2 separate regions of the Homo sapiens genome follow, and region 1 is linked to region 2. The links are chromatin contacts, found by Hi-C or POLR2A ChIA-PET in ENCODE. All regions are on one chromosome and are shown on one strand. The core of a region is the stretch at or near the end of the contact, and the rest is flanking DNA. Distances in the headings are between cores, read along the strand shown.

What was found. Hi-C counts contacts between places; a loop is a spot of excess contacts on that map. ChIA-PET counts read pairs that join two places held with the same protein, here RNA polymerase II (POLR2A). Pooled maps may share reads with other maps.
Region 1: a map of PC-3 shows a loop between it and region 2 (15-fold over the local background). The contact joins two enhancer-like sites. A Hi-C loop is called at or near these places in 1 of 168 maps with a recorded cell type or tissue (PC-3) and 2 of 50 pooled maps. POLR2A ChIA-PET finds 5 or more read pairs at or near these places in 2 of 52 experiments (B cell and T-cell).

The regions. Positions count from the first base shown.
Region 1 is chr6:136,581,640-136,588,018 of GRCh38, reverse strand. MAP3K5 (mitogen-activated protein kinase kinase kinase 5) reads left to right here. Exons shown (of 30, transcript NM_005923.4): 24 at 4,279-4,464. Among named protein-coding and RNA genes, the nearest start is that of MAP7-AS1, 32 kb to the right of the region's middle. Within about 2 kb of position 4,783, at least 2 of the 41 ENCODE cell types and tissues checked have a DNase peak (open chromatin) inside an H3K27ac peak, as active enhancers do.
Region 2 is chr6:136,666,342-136,672,166 of GRCh38, reverse strand. MAP3K5 (mitogen-activated protein kinase kinase kinase 5) reads left to right here. Exons shown (of 30, transcript NM_005923.4): 8 at 2,772-2,884. Among named protein-coding and RNA genes, the nearest start is that of MAP3K5-AS1, 40 kb to the right of the region's middle. Within about 2 kb of position 2,651, at least 3 of the 41 ENCODE cell types and tissues checked have a DNase peak (open chromatin) inside an H3K27ac peak, as active enhancers do.

The DNA.
Region 1 (6,379 bases), core at 3,534-6,033, 86 kb after region 2:
AGGAAATGCCAGTTTGTTGGGGTCTATTCTTTGTCTCCCTGCTGGACCATAGCATCATCAGGGATAGGACTGCCTTGGTCATCACTTCTATGACTGTGCTGAAATAGTTAAATGTGGGAGTGGTTAGTCATATTCAATTGTTTGGTGCCTCCTGGTTTTAAAGTGCATTTGAATGTCCTCTGTAAAAGGAGAAATGAAAGAAAACCTTAAAAGCAACCATCAGAGGGCATGCCTTAGGGGACCAGCATGAAGCTACCAGTGAGTACCCGAAACTGCTGATCAGAATCACATGCTGAATCCATAATGGCCACATGATGGTGGGGCCCTTCTGACTGCTGTTAAGGATGTTGGGAATCCTTTCCTGTGACATCAAATGGTGATTCAGTGGTAGAACAGGTCCTGACCCAGGTTGACAGCTGCTATTGCAGGTCATTGGGGCAGTAGAATAGAATGGTTAGGAGCTTGGGCTTAGCTTGCTGTTTGAGGCCTGGTTCCATCACTTAAAGGCTGTGCAATTTGGGCAACCGATTTAACTTCTCAGAGCCTGAACCTCCTCATCTATGATAGAGGAGTCTACTTTATAAGCTTGCTATCAGGAGTAACTGAGATTGTGAGTGATTTAAATCATAACAGAAAATATTCCACAATTGTTAACTGTTATTGTTATCATTATCAAGCAGGCTAATAATAGTTATCTAATATCTTTAATTTTTTTCTACAATCAATCAGAAGTAATTATTGCCATTGTATTGTTTCTAGATACATATTTGTATCTATATTTAAGCCTACACTTTATAACAAAACCAAATCTAGATATTGGTCAGGTCCTCAAACCCTTAAACCATGAAAAGCCTTTTAATCTGTAACATCCTTCTGAAATCCTTTCCTGGTTTTTGAGGAAGTTTAAAGGATAAAGACTGGAGAGCATCTTTGCAGAAGACCCTGTGTGTTAGTCAGGGTTCTCTAGAGGGACAGAACTAATGGAATACATATATATGTAAAGGGGAGTTTATTAAGTATTAACTCACATAATCACAAGGTCCCACAATAGGCTGTCTGCAGGCTGAGGAGCATGGAGAGCCAGTCTGAGTTCCAAAACTGAAGAACTTGGAATCTAATATTTGAGGGCAGGAAGCATCTAGCACAAGAGAAAGATGTAGGCTGGGAAGCTAGGTCACTCTCTCTTTTCACATTTTTCTGCCTGCTTATATTCTAGCCACACTGGCAGCTGATTAAATTTTGACCACCCAGATTAAGGGTGGGTCTGCCTTTCCCAGCCCACAGACTCAAATGTTAATCTCCTTTGGCAACACCCTCACAGACACACCCAGGATCAATACTTTGTATCCTTCGATCCAATCAAGTAGACACTCAGTATTAACCATCACAACCTGGTACTAGGAGTGCAGGAAATGCATACCGTTAAATCTATGCTGATGCTGAGTCAGGCTCACCAGATACTAGCCAAGATGCTTGTTTTTGAAGGCACATGAGTGAGTTAACATGGAGAGACTGGAGTCAGAACAGAAATAAATGATGACGTAAGTAGATGAAATAGTCTGAACAGAAAACATTTCCCAGAGTAGAGCATGTTCCTTTGCAGGACAGTAGCACACACATCAAAAAACCAGAAGCAACATGTTTTTCTGTTGTAAAAACAAAGTTAATGTCGAAAAAAAAGTTTGCCATTTGAAGTTTGCTATTGGCAAACATGTTGCAACTGAGTTTTTACTAAGAGAAGCTTCCAATTTCTGCATAACTCACATTTTTCTTCTTGAACATGTTTTCATGATGTTATGATTTTGCCTGTGAATCTTTACCTTGGGTGCAGTTTAGTTTGTGGTAAGGAAAAAACCAACAAAGTTTATAATGGTTCCCATTGTGATTTTAAAGTATTCGTTTAATGACAGCTTTCAAGCTTTTCAATATAATCTTATCTCATGAAAACATAAACATGAGACCAAGCTTCCAAATGAAAATATATTAAGAGAAAGAACTCGATGGTGCATTTCTTTTTTATTTTAATAGACTCCTAGAAATTATAATTTTCACAGCCCAGTGGAGGAATTTTAATTTTAATGGTACAGTAAGAAAATGTACAATATAAAATAAAAATGATATAATAGTTTCTTAAAGTTTCTTATATTTTCTTAAAGTTAAATGGGAACAAATAACATCCTACTGTGCTTCCTTAAAGAAGCAGTGTGGGCTGGGCATGGTGGCTCATGCCTATAGTCCCAGCACTTTGGGATTACAGCACTCAGGAGGCTGAGGCAGGTGGATCACTTGAGGTCACGAGTTCAAGACCAGCCTGGCCAACATGGCGAAACCTCAGCTCTACTAAAAATACAAAAGTTAGCTGGGCATGACAGGTGCCTGTAATCCCAGCTACTTGGGAAGCTGAGGTAGGAGAATCACTTGAAGTTGGGAGGCAGAGGTTGTTGTGAGCTGAAATGGAGCCACTGCACTCCAGCCTGGGTGACAAAGCAAGACTTTGTCAAAAAATAAATAAATAAATAAATAAATAAATAAATAAATAAATAAAGAAAAGAAAAGAAAGGAAGCAATATGCCTTGCTCAAAGGAGAAAAGTTCCATCTGAGGTTGGGGAAAGTGGCTCACATCTATAATCCCAGCACTTTGGGAGGCGGAGGTGGGAGGATCACTTGAGCCCAGGAATTTGAGACCAGCCTGGGCAACTTAGCAAAACCCAGTCTCTACAAAAAGTTTTAAAAAAAATTATCTGGGTGTGGTGGCACATGCCTATAGTCCCTAGCTACTCAGGAGGCTGAGGTGGGAAGAGAGCTAGAACCCAGGAGTTAGGGGCTGCAGTGAGCTATGATTGTGCCACTGCACTCCAGCCTGGGTGACAAAGAGAGGCCCTGTCTCTTAAAAAAAAACAAAAAAAAAAAAACAAAAAGAAAAAATCATTTTGAGAAAGAGCATTTGTTTGAACATTGTAATATATTTTAGTGTAATAAAATAGTCCATCGGTCCGTTCTTAGAAGCAATTGCTTCATTGATGGGTAAGGGGTAGTTTCAAAAATGAAGTTTGAGATCAGCCCCTCTTGGTTGCAAGGAACTGACACACCGTTAGGACAACTGAAGTACCAAGGACATGTTATAGGTAGACACGCATAGCAATAAGGGAAGTAGACTCTTAAGGAATTCCAATCATAGTGCCTAGCCGAGTCTCACAGACACTGAAAACAGAATATGAGCCTGAGGAACTTCAAGTCCCCGGAGTTTGCACATCTTTTCTCTGGCTTGGTTGCTGTTGACCTGCTTGGTGTGCATTTCTGTTCTTGTCCACTTCTCCTCTCCCTCCCTGATATGGTTTGGCTGTGTCCCCACTCAAATCTCATCTTGAATTGTAACTCCCACAATTCCCATGTGTCGTGGGAGGAACCTGGTGGGAGGTGATTGAATTATGGGGGCAGGTCTTTCCTGTGCTGTTCTTGTGATAATGAATGAGTCTCACAAGATTTGATGCTTTCAAAAAATGGGAGTTTGCCTGCACAAGCTCTCTCTTTTTGCCTGCTGCCATCCAAGTAAGATGTGACTTGCTCCTCCTTGCCTTCTGCCGTGATTGTGAGGCTTCCCCAGCCACGTGGAACTGTAAGTCCAATTAAACCTCTTTCTTTTGTAAATTGCCCAGTCTCGGGTATGTGTTTTCAGCAGTGTGAAAACGAACTAATACACTCCCTATTGTCTTTCTCAATTCCATTGCTTCTGCTATGGTTGGACATATTCATGACCCTATTTTATAGCTTCTCTTTCCGGGCAGACTTTCAGGTTGAGATCCTATGGCTTATTGCTCAAATCTCTTTTTAGTTCCCAATTAAAATTTCTGAAAGAATCTTATGGCCTTAGTCTTTTTGGGCAAAGCTTTGTTATCTGACTATATCATGGCTACTGACCAGCGTGTGGGGCAGGTACCTTTTCTCTCTGATTATTTCTTGGTGTTGGTAGGAGGATTGAAGAGGTGCCATATAGTTCAAAATATGGTCTTTCCTTTGGAGACATTTGGAAGTCCAGTTCTTCTCAGAAAGGGCTGTGGGAAGTATGGTGGCTCATGCCTGGAATCCCAGCACTTTGGGAAGTAGTGATGGGAGGCTCGCTTGAGCCCAGGAGTTCGAGACCAGCCTGGGCAATATAGTGAGACCTTGTCTCTACCAAAAGAAAAAAAAATGTGGGGGCAGGGGGTATGGAGATAGGATTACCATGGCAGGTATATCCAGCATATGTTGATGTAAGGATTGTTGATTTTTATTCACAGGGGGCTGAAGAACCGAAACTAAAATGGGAACACATCACAACCCTCATTGCAAGCCTCAGAGAATTTGTGAGATCCACTGACCGAAAAATCATAGCCACCACACTGTCAAAGCTGAAACTGGAGCTGGACTTCGACAGCCATGGCATTAGCCAAGTCCAGGTGGTACTCTTTGGTTTTCAAGATGCTGTAAGTATGATATTTTGCCAGTGTTTTCCCACACACTAAAATTAGTTAGAAAAATAAGATAAAACATAAGTTCTGTTATTTTTCTTTTAAAATTCCAGTGAACTCTATTCTTTTTGGATGAAAAATGTGAGATATTCGCCTCTCAGTGTGCTTCTAAGTATCTGATTTGTTGTTTTGTGTGTTTGCATTCCCCAAATTAAAAAACACATAAAACCAAATCACCATGGAAAATAACAAAATATTTCCCATGGCTGAACTTCGTTCTTATGAAATTATGTTGGGTCATTGTTTATTTTGACAACTTTAGCAACGTAACACACTTTAGTCATACATTTTCTAATGCTATATGAGAAATGCCATCTAGTGGCCATTGAGAAAAATTTAATAGTACAGATTGAAATGGTCACTGCTGAATAAAACCAGTTAATTTTTTTCCAGTTTTTCTCTAGTTTTCATATAGAACATTTTTAACATGTTTGTTTCATAAATACCTACTCTGTTCTAGCCAGAAGTATACTTTCAGAGTACAGAGCATCACTGATTAAAAATTAAAGCACATGATCTAATGAGAGATTGCTGAGAAGTCTTCTCTCCAAAATTGAGTTGCTATGCAACACAAACTAAAGCCAGTCTTCTGTACTGCATTCAGAACCCTCTGTGTTATTCTTGGGTGAGACTTATCTGTGGAACTCAGTGCCAAAAAAGCCTCAAGCCACCTCCAGGAGACCCTTAACAAGATGTGGGAGACTGAAATAAGAGGGTTCTTGATGGTGCTTGTGGTATAAATATGGAAGTATAATTTTATTTAAATTCCAAAATTAATTCAGCCCTAATGTGTGTATTGCTTCTTTGTAGAAAGTGTGTTGACAATTTTATTTGCAACATCAAATGATCCCCAATTTAAAGCCAAATTAGAATCCTTCAATAACTACTAGCATTCTCTGAGACACTGTGTAAGCCACTTGGTCTTTATGCTATATTGTGGGCAGGGACAAGAGTCCTGAGTTGATTGAGGGCATAAGAAATTAAAGCAACTGGCAAAGCCTATCACTAATATTAAATGCTAAAAGCATGCTTATGCTGCAACTAGGGAAACCCAACTGCCTGCAAGTAGAGTGAAATAATTTAGCTAATTTGCACTTGCCCACACATTTGGCCTCTAGCCTAGAGGTTGGAAAGCAAGTTTGCTGTAGAATTCAGACTGAGAGCTATTGGGTTGTACTCCTGGGCCTTGGGCCAGGTCAGACACACACACACACACACACACACACACACACACACACACACACACGTATACACACACGTGTACACATACACGCCTGCTCTTGCTCATTCACTGTCCAGGATGAGAATGAACCCAAAGTATGGGCCCTATGATGTAATTTGCTATGTAATAAAGAGCTGAGAGGAGCAGGTTATGGTTATAACAGATCCCTCTTCCACCTAATAAGAATGTAAATTTTTTTTTTTTTGAGATGGAGTCTCCCTCTGTTGGCTAGGCTGGAGTGCAGTGGCATGATCTCAGGTCACTGCAACCTCTGCCTCCCGGGTTCAAGCAATTCTTGTGCCTCAGCCTCCCGAGTAGCTGGAACTACAGGTGCCTGCCACCATGCCCAGCTAATTTTTGTATTTTTAGTAGAGATTGGGTTTTGCCATGTTGGCTAGGCTGGTCTTGAACTCCTGGCCTCAGGTGATCCGCCCGCATCGGACTCCCAAAGTGCTGGGATTACAGGGCGTGAGCCACCATGTCCAGCCAGTATGTAAATTTTTTAAAGAAATGAAGGTACCAGGACAAACTCAGCCTGGATGGATTTTCTAGAACAAGTGGGAACCTAGCAAGGGTTCATTTCCTGTGCAACTAGTACGATGAAGTCCTCAAACTGACTCTCTTCCAAACTAGGGGAGTTTGATGAAG
Region 2 (5,825 bases), core at 1,402-3,901:
CCCCTCACATTTAATATTTGTCCACAATACAAATGGCTATGTAGGTTCCCAACATTTGTATAATATTTTATTCCATGTTATACTTTATAGTATTATTGGAAATTTAGGGTAATTTTTCATCTTGTAACAAATGCCCTTGTAATGAAACTTCTGATTACATGTTTAATGTTTTTTCTTGGTATAAATTTGTAAATGTATAATTGTTAAGAGTTATACATAGTTTTAAAAAATTTCTATAGTTGGCCGAGTGCAGTGGCTTACACCTGTAATCCCAGCACTTTGGGAGGCCGAGGTGGGCGGATCACCTGAGGTCTGGAGTTCGAGACCAGCCTGACTCACATGGCAAAACCCCATCTCTACTAAAAAAAAAAAAAAATACAAAAAAATTATTCGGGCATGGTGGTGCATGCCTGTAATCCGAGCTACTCGGGAGGCTGAGGCAGGAGAATCGCTTGACCCCTGGAGGCAGAGGTTCCTGTGAGCTGAGATCGTGTCACTGCGCTCCAGCCTAGGCAACAAGAGTGAAAGTCCATCTCAAAGAAACAAACAAACAAAAATTCTATAGTTTTGATATTGGCAAATTTCTGCCAAGAATACTGTACTTCTTTGCTTTTACAGTATGGGAGAATTCCCACTTCCTGCAGTGGTATACTAATGATATATGCCAGGATTTTATTTCTTTCGTAATATACCTACATGCTCTTTTAATCTCCAGAAAACATTAAGACTTTTTCCTCAATACAGTACTCAATTTAGTCTCATGGATTGAGGGGAGCTCAAGAAAAATGTGAATTATTAATTTTATTGGTGTTTATCTTTTCATTTAAAATACAAAAATATATATTGTTTGTGGTAACAGAAAAACAGATATAAACCCAAATATTCATTTAGGTTGGTTTTGGCACATAGGAGATATTCAGCCAATATTTATTGATTCATTTCGATATGTCTTCATTTTTGCATCTTCCTTTTCATATCTTTAAGAGACATTTCATGTTCTTTGGTTTCAGGGAAAATGCCATAATGTATTTAATGAAAAATATTACGTATCTTGATATGAATTGGTAGAAAGGGAAGTGTCTACTTCTTTCTTCTCCTAAATCCTTTTTTGTTGGGACATTATACTTGCCTCTGAACAAAGACAAAGAACTTTGAGACTTATGTTAGTCTAAGACCTGTAAGTTGTGACTTGCCTTGATATAGTTTCGAATATCTGTAGTCTAGGTGTATATACTTTTTTCATTTTAGAATGGAAACATGTATACTTCTGGAAACATTAAAAAATGCTTTTTAATCACCTATGGTGATGCAGTGGTACCTTTTTTCATATTCCATAGGTACATAACTATCAGAGCCAACTAGTTAAGATTCATAGTTATTTTTGCTTCCATTCAGAGATGCTTGTTCTAATTAAAGAGCAAGACATTTAAAAAAGAGACATGGTCCTCAATATTCAGAAAAATATATTTTTTGTTTTCATTTGATGTTTAATTTATTTTAAATTATGGAAAATTTTGAGTATATATAAAAGCCAAGAATATACATTTATTGTGCCTACAATATACACTATTGTGCCTATCACTATGTTTACTATTCCTGTCTTTTATTTACACAGTTATGACTTAGGTGAGAATGCTTTTATCTTGGAATTATAATGTATTTCTTCCCACATAACCTTTTTTTTTGGTGTCATCAAATGGTCATTTGTTAGATATTTAGTTCTTATATTTTCTTCAGCATGATTTTTTTAAAAATAAAAGTTTCATTTTTCATGCATTGGCCTCAGGCAGTTCCTCTTAGTCACTAGGGCATTTATTTTATTTTTCTCGTTTTACATATACCTAAGTGAAATTATATTGAATATCGTTGCCCGTTTAATGATGCATGTGAGGAAACCCTTAAAAGTATCCTAGGAAGTATTACCTTGAAAATAAAGTAAATATTCAAACACTGAAGTCCTTTTAAATATTGAAGTATTTTCAAAGGTTGATACTCGGTTTTATGCATATTCAGAAAAGTCTTTTTATAACTCTCTGAGCCAAAATTAGTATGTAGAGACATACTCTACATCTCTGCTTTTCTTAATTTCATCCTATAATTGACAGTTTATTTCATTTTTATATCATTCTTATGGAATTGATCATTTCAGTGTGTTACCTATCCTCAGTGCTCTGTATATTTTTAAGAGTTTGTAAAAACTACTTTAAAAAATATGTGCGGGGTTCTCATTTTTAAATGTTTATTGTACACACACACACACACACACACACACACACACACACCCTGAATGATGGCTTCCAAGTAGACGACTACATTTTACTTGGAAACACTAGTTTTCTTCTGACTTTTAACATGCTTCTACAACATAAATGACTACATAGCTTTCTAACATTTGGAATATATGTTATTCCATATCATACTGTATAATATTATTGGATATTTAGAGTAATTTTTCATCTTGTAACAAATGCCCTTGTAACTAAATTTTCACATTCACATATTTCTGGTAGATGGTTGAAGAGAGGATTTTTTTAAAGACTAGGGTTACTAGGTAGGTTGAGGGTGAGCTAAGCGGGGGAAAGCAACAGAGCTGTGGACAAAGATAAGCAGTTTCTGAAGCGTTAAGTCCTAATAGCACACCAGATTCTGGGGTGAAGGCCAGTGCAATATTTTTACTTGCTCAGGCATTGGAGTTATACAAACAGAAGCTATTACACACCCAGGGTTTCATGATTGAGAAAGTTAACTTGTACATTTGTGGTTTTTTATAGGTTCAAAAAGGCATTTGAATCTGAGCCAACACTACAGTCAGGAATTAATTATGCGGTCCTCCTCCTGGCAGCTGGACACCAGTTTGAATCTTCCTTTGAGCTCCGGAAAGTTGGTAATTACAACTTGATATTTTACATGGAAATCAAGAAACTGGACCCAACTTGGTGCAAAGAAAAAGAATCATGAATAGATAAATCTTTTGCTTTCTGTCTTTTCATACTTCCCAAAGAGAAAAAAGAAACTTATTATATCTCCTTGTTTGGTGTTTCATACTGTTGTACAGAATCCTGATATTAGGACATAATTCAGTTTTTAATTTATCTTACCTGTTTCTAAAAGTCCCCCTGGTTAATATTCCAGCTCAAACTAATATTGAGGATATGGGTTCTGCATTCAACCCCCAACTCCTAAATAAGGTTACTGTTTTGTGAGACATCAGGAATATTTCCTATTTTAGATTGCGCTTTTGTGGTGCTTTTTTTTCAAAAACCTCTGCTGTTTCCTTTATCTGTTTCTCAAGCACACCTTTCCCTATGATTTCACCGGTGTTGGGGGAAGAGCCTCCCAAAGCCCCAGGAGCAACAGGTTAAGCAAATGGTGGTCTTGGTAGGAAGTAGGCTCCTCAGACCATCTCTGAATCATAGCCATCGACAGAATGTGCTTTTGTCCCTTTTATCTGTAGACATTATCTCATCTGCTGCCTTTCCCTGGGAATTTAAAGAAGTTAGGGCATCTTAGTGAACAAATTTCAAGTGATTTTCTTGGTTTTGGCTTTGATCACATTTTTTAAAGATTCTAGATACTGGAATCCTGTCTATGGGAATCATATTTTGCTCCGTTGGGTGTCTAACGACCTCCTTTCAGAGAATCTTTCCAACTCTTTTAGGAATTACTACAGACATAGAAATATTCAGCCTTGTTTTTCATAGGGAAAAAATAACACGTTCATCTTAGTGAAGCTATGAATTGTAGAAGAAACTTTTTCTTCAAAATAAAAGAAAAATTTTTTTGGAAACCAGGTTTCACTCTGTCACTCAGGCAAGGGTGCAGTGGTGCGATCATAGCTCACTGCAGCCTTGAATTCTTAAGCTCAAGTGATCCTCCCACTTTGGCCTCCTAAGAAGCTGGGACTGTAGGCGTGCACCACCACAGCTGACTAATTAAAAAAATTTTTTTTTATAAAGACGTGGCCACACTATGTTGCCCAGGCTGGTCTTGAACTCCTGGCTTCAAGCAGTTCTGCCACAGCCTCCCAAAGTACTGGTATTACAGGTGTGAGCCACCGCACCGGGCCCACTTTGGCGAATTTCTTGTTACTTTTCTTAAAGAGAAATGAATCCTAGACTTTAAAAAAAAGACATTATTTTGGAAGAGCTTGTATCTTTATGTAATGTTCTGGAGAATCTCTGAAGCTAAATAAAGTCAGAATATTTATTTGTTTATTTTTTTAAATGCCCAGACTAAAAGAATGATAAAGTATTTATTACTGTGGGATAGCAGGGGTATTAAAGGCATAAAGGTCTGTTTGAAATAATTTTTTTTTTCTTCTGAGACAGGGTCTCACTCTGCTGCTCAGGGCACAATGGCACAATCACAGCTCACTGCAGCCTCGACCCCCAAGACTTAGGTGATCCTCCCACCTCAGCCTCCCGGGTAGCTGAGACTACAGGCATATACCACCACACCCGGATAATTTTTTTGTATTTTTTGTAAAGATGAGGTTTTGCCATGTTGCCCAGGCTGGTTTAGATTGTGCTTTCTTAGTGCTTTTTTCAAAAACCTCTGCTATTTTATTTATTTATTTATTTTTAAGGTTGGCTCTCACTCTGTCACCCAAGCTGGAGTGCACTGGCACGATCACGGCTCACTGCAATCTCAACCTCCTGAGCTCAGGAGATCCTTCCACCTGGGCCTCCCAAGGTGCTAGGATTGCAGGTGTGAGCCACCTTGCCCAGCCTGAAATAATTCTTTTGATTGGTTCAGTGAAATCGGAGAAGGTACATTGCAATTTGTGCTGTTCAGAAATTATGATTATAATAAAATTTTGTGTCTAAGACTAAATTAAAAACTCTATACTAGCCAAAATCCCTATATCAGTGTTCTAAAAATATTTTTATTGCTCCTTTGTTGCTTTTTTCATTGTTTTTATTGATATGCAATAGATATATATTTTTCAGTATATATGTTCTATTTTGATACAGTCATATATTTATTGTTCTGTTCTTAACTCAAGGTGAGGTTTTGTTGAAGCCTCTAAATTGTTGCAGGAATTGACAGTGATTTGCATATGTAGGCAAAGCAATGACAATGGTTTGAAAATGTACTTATTCTAAATCTCATTTTGAAGGTAAATACTTATTAAGATGGTCAGAACTCTGAGGTTTGAGGAAATGTGATTAATATGTAAAAGAAACATGTTAATTTTTTTCAGGAAGAACTCACTTGTAATACATGTTAAACAAACATTTGAAAACATACAAAGTTAGTTTAAAATTTTAGAAATTGCATAACATATACAGACTTAAAATATGGCTTATCAGTGAATTTTTAGCTATCATGAGAACTGTTTTAGGCTTCTAAAATACTGTGATATGCATTCTAAATTGTATTGTCCTTCAATAATGAAAACATAGTTAAAACTCACTAACTTAGATTCTATTCAATTGTAAATTATGCTAATCAACATAGATTGATCTAAAGTTAATTTTTATATGGTAAGAGGATTAAATGGATTTTCGAGGAAAGACAAGTTGGTTAAATAAATTAATAGTTTAATATAATAATGATGTTAATTGATAGTATATAATAAAAATGAGACAATATACTTGGCATATTTTAAAGATACACCTAGTTTCATTCTTTCTTTAAATGCTCCAATCAGCTTTTCCAGTAATTTATACCTCCCATTCCTCCTGTTGGCCTCTGCAAACATACAAATTATTCCGAATTACCGAGTTCTTATAATAACCAGACATTTACTTATGAAGTCCCTTCTTTAAGATGCTTTTTGAAATTTTGATTTATTTATAAAGGGTAAACAATTAAGATGAGCA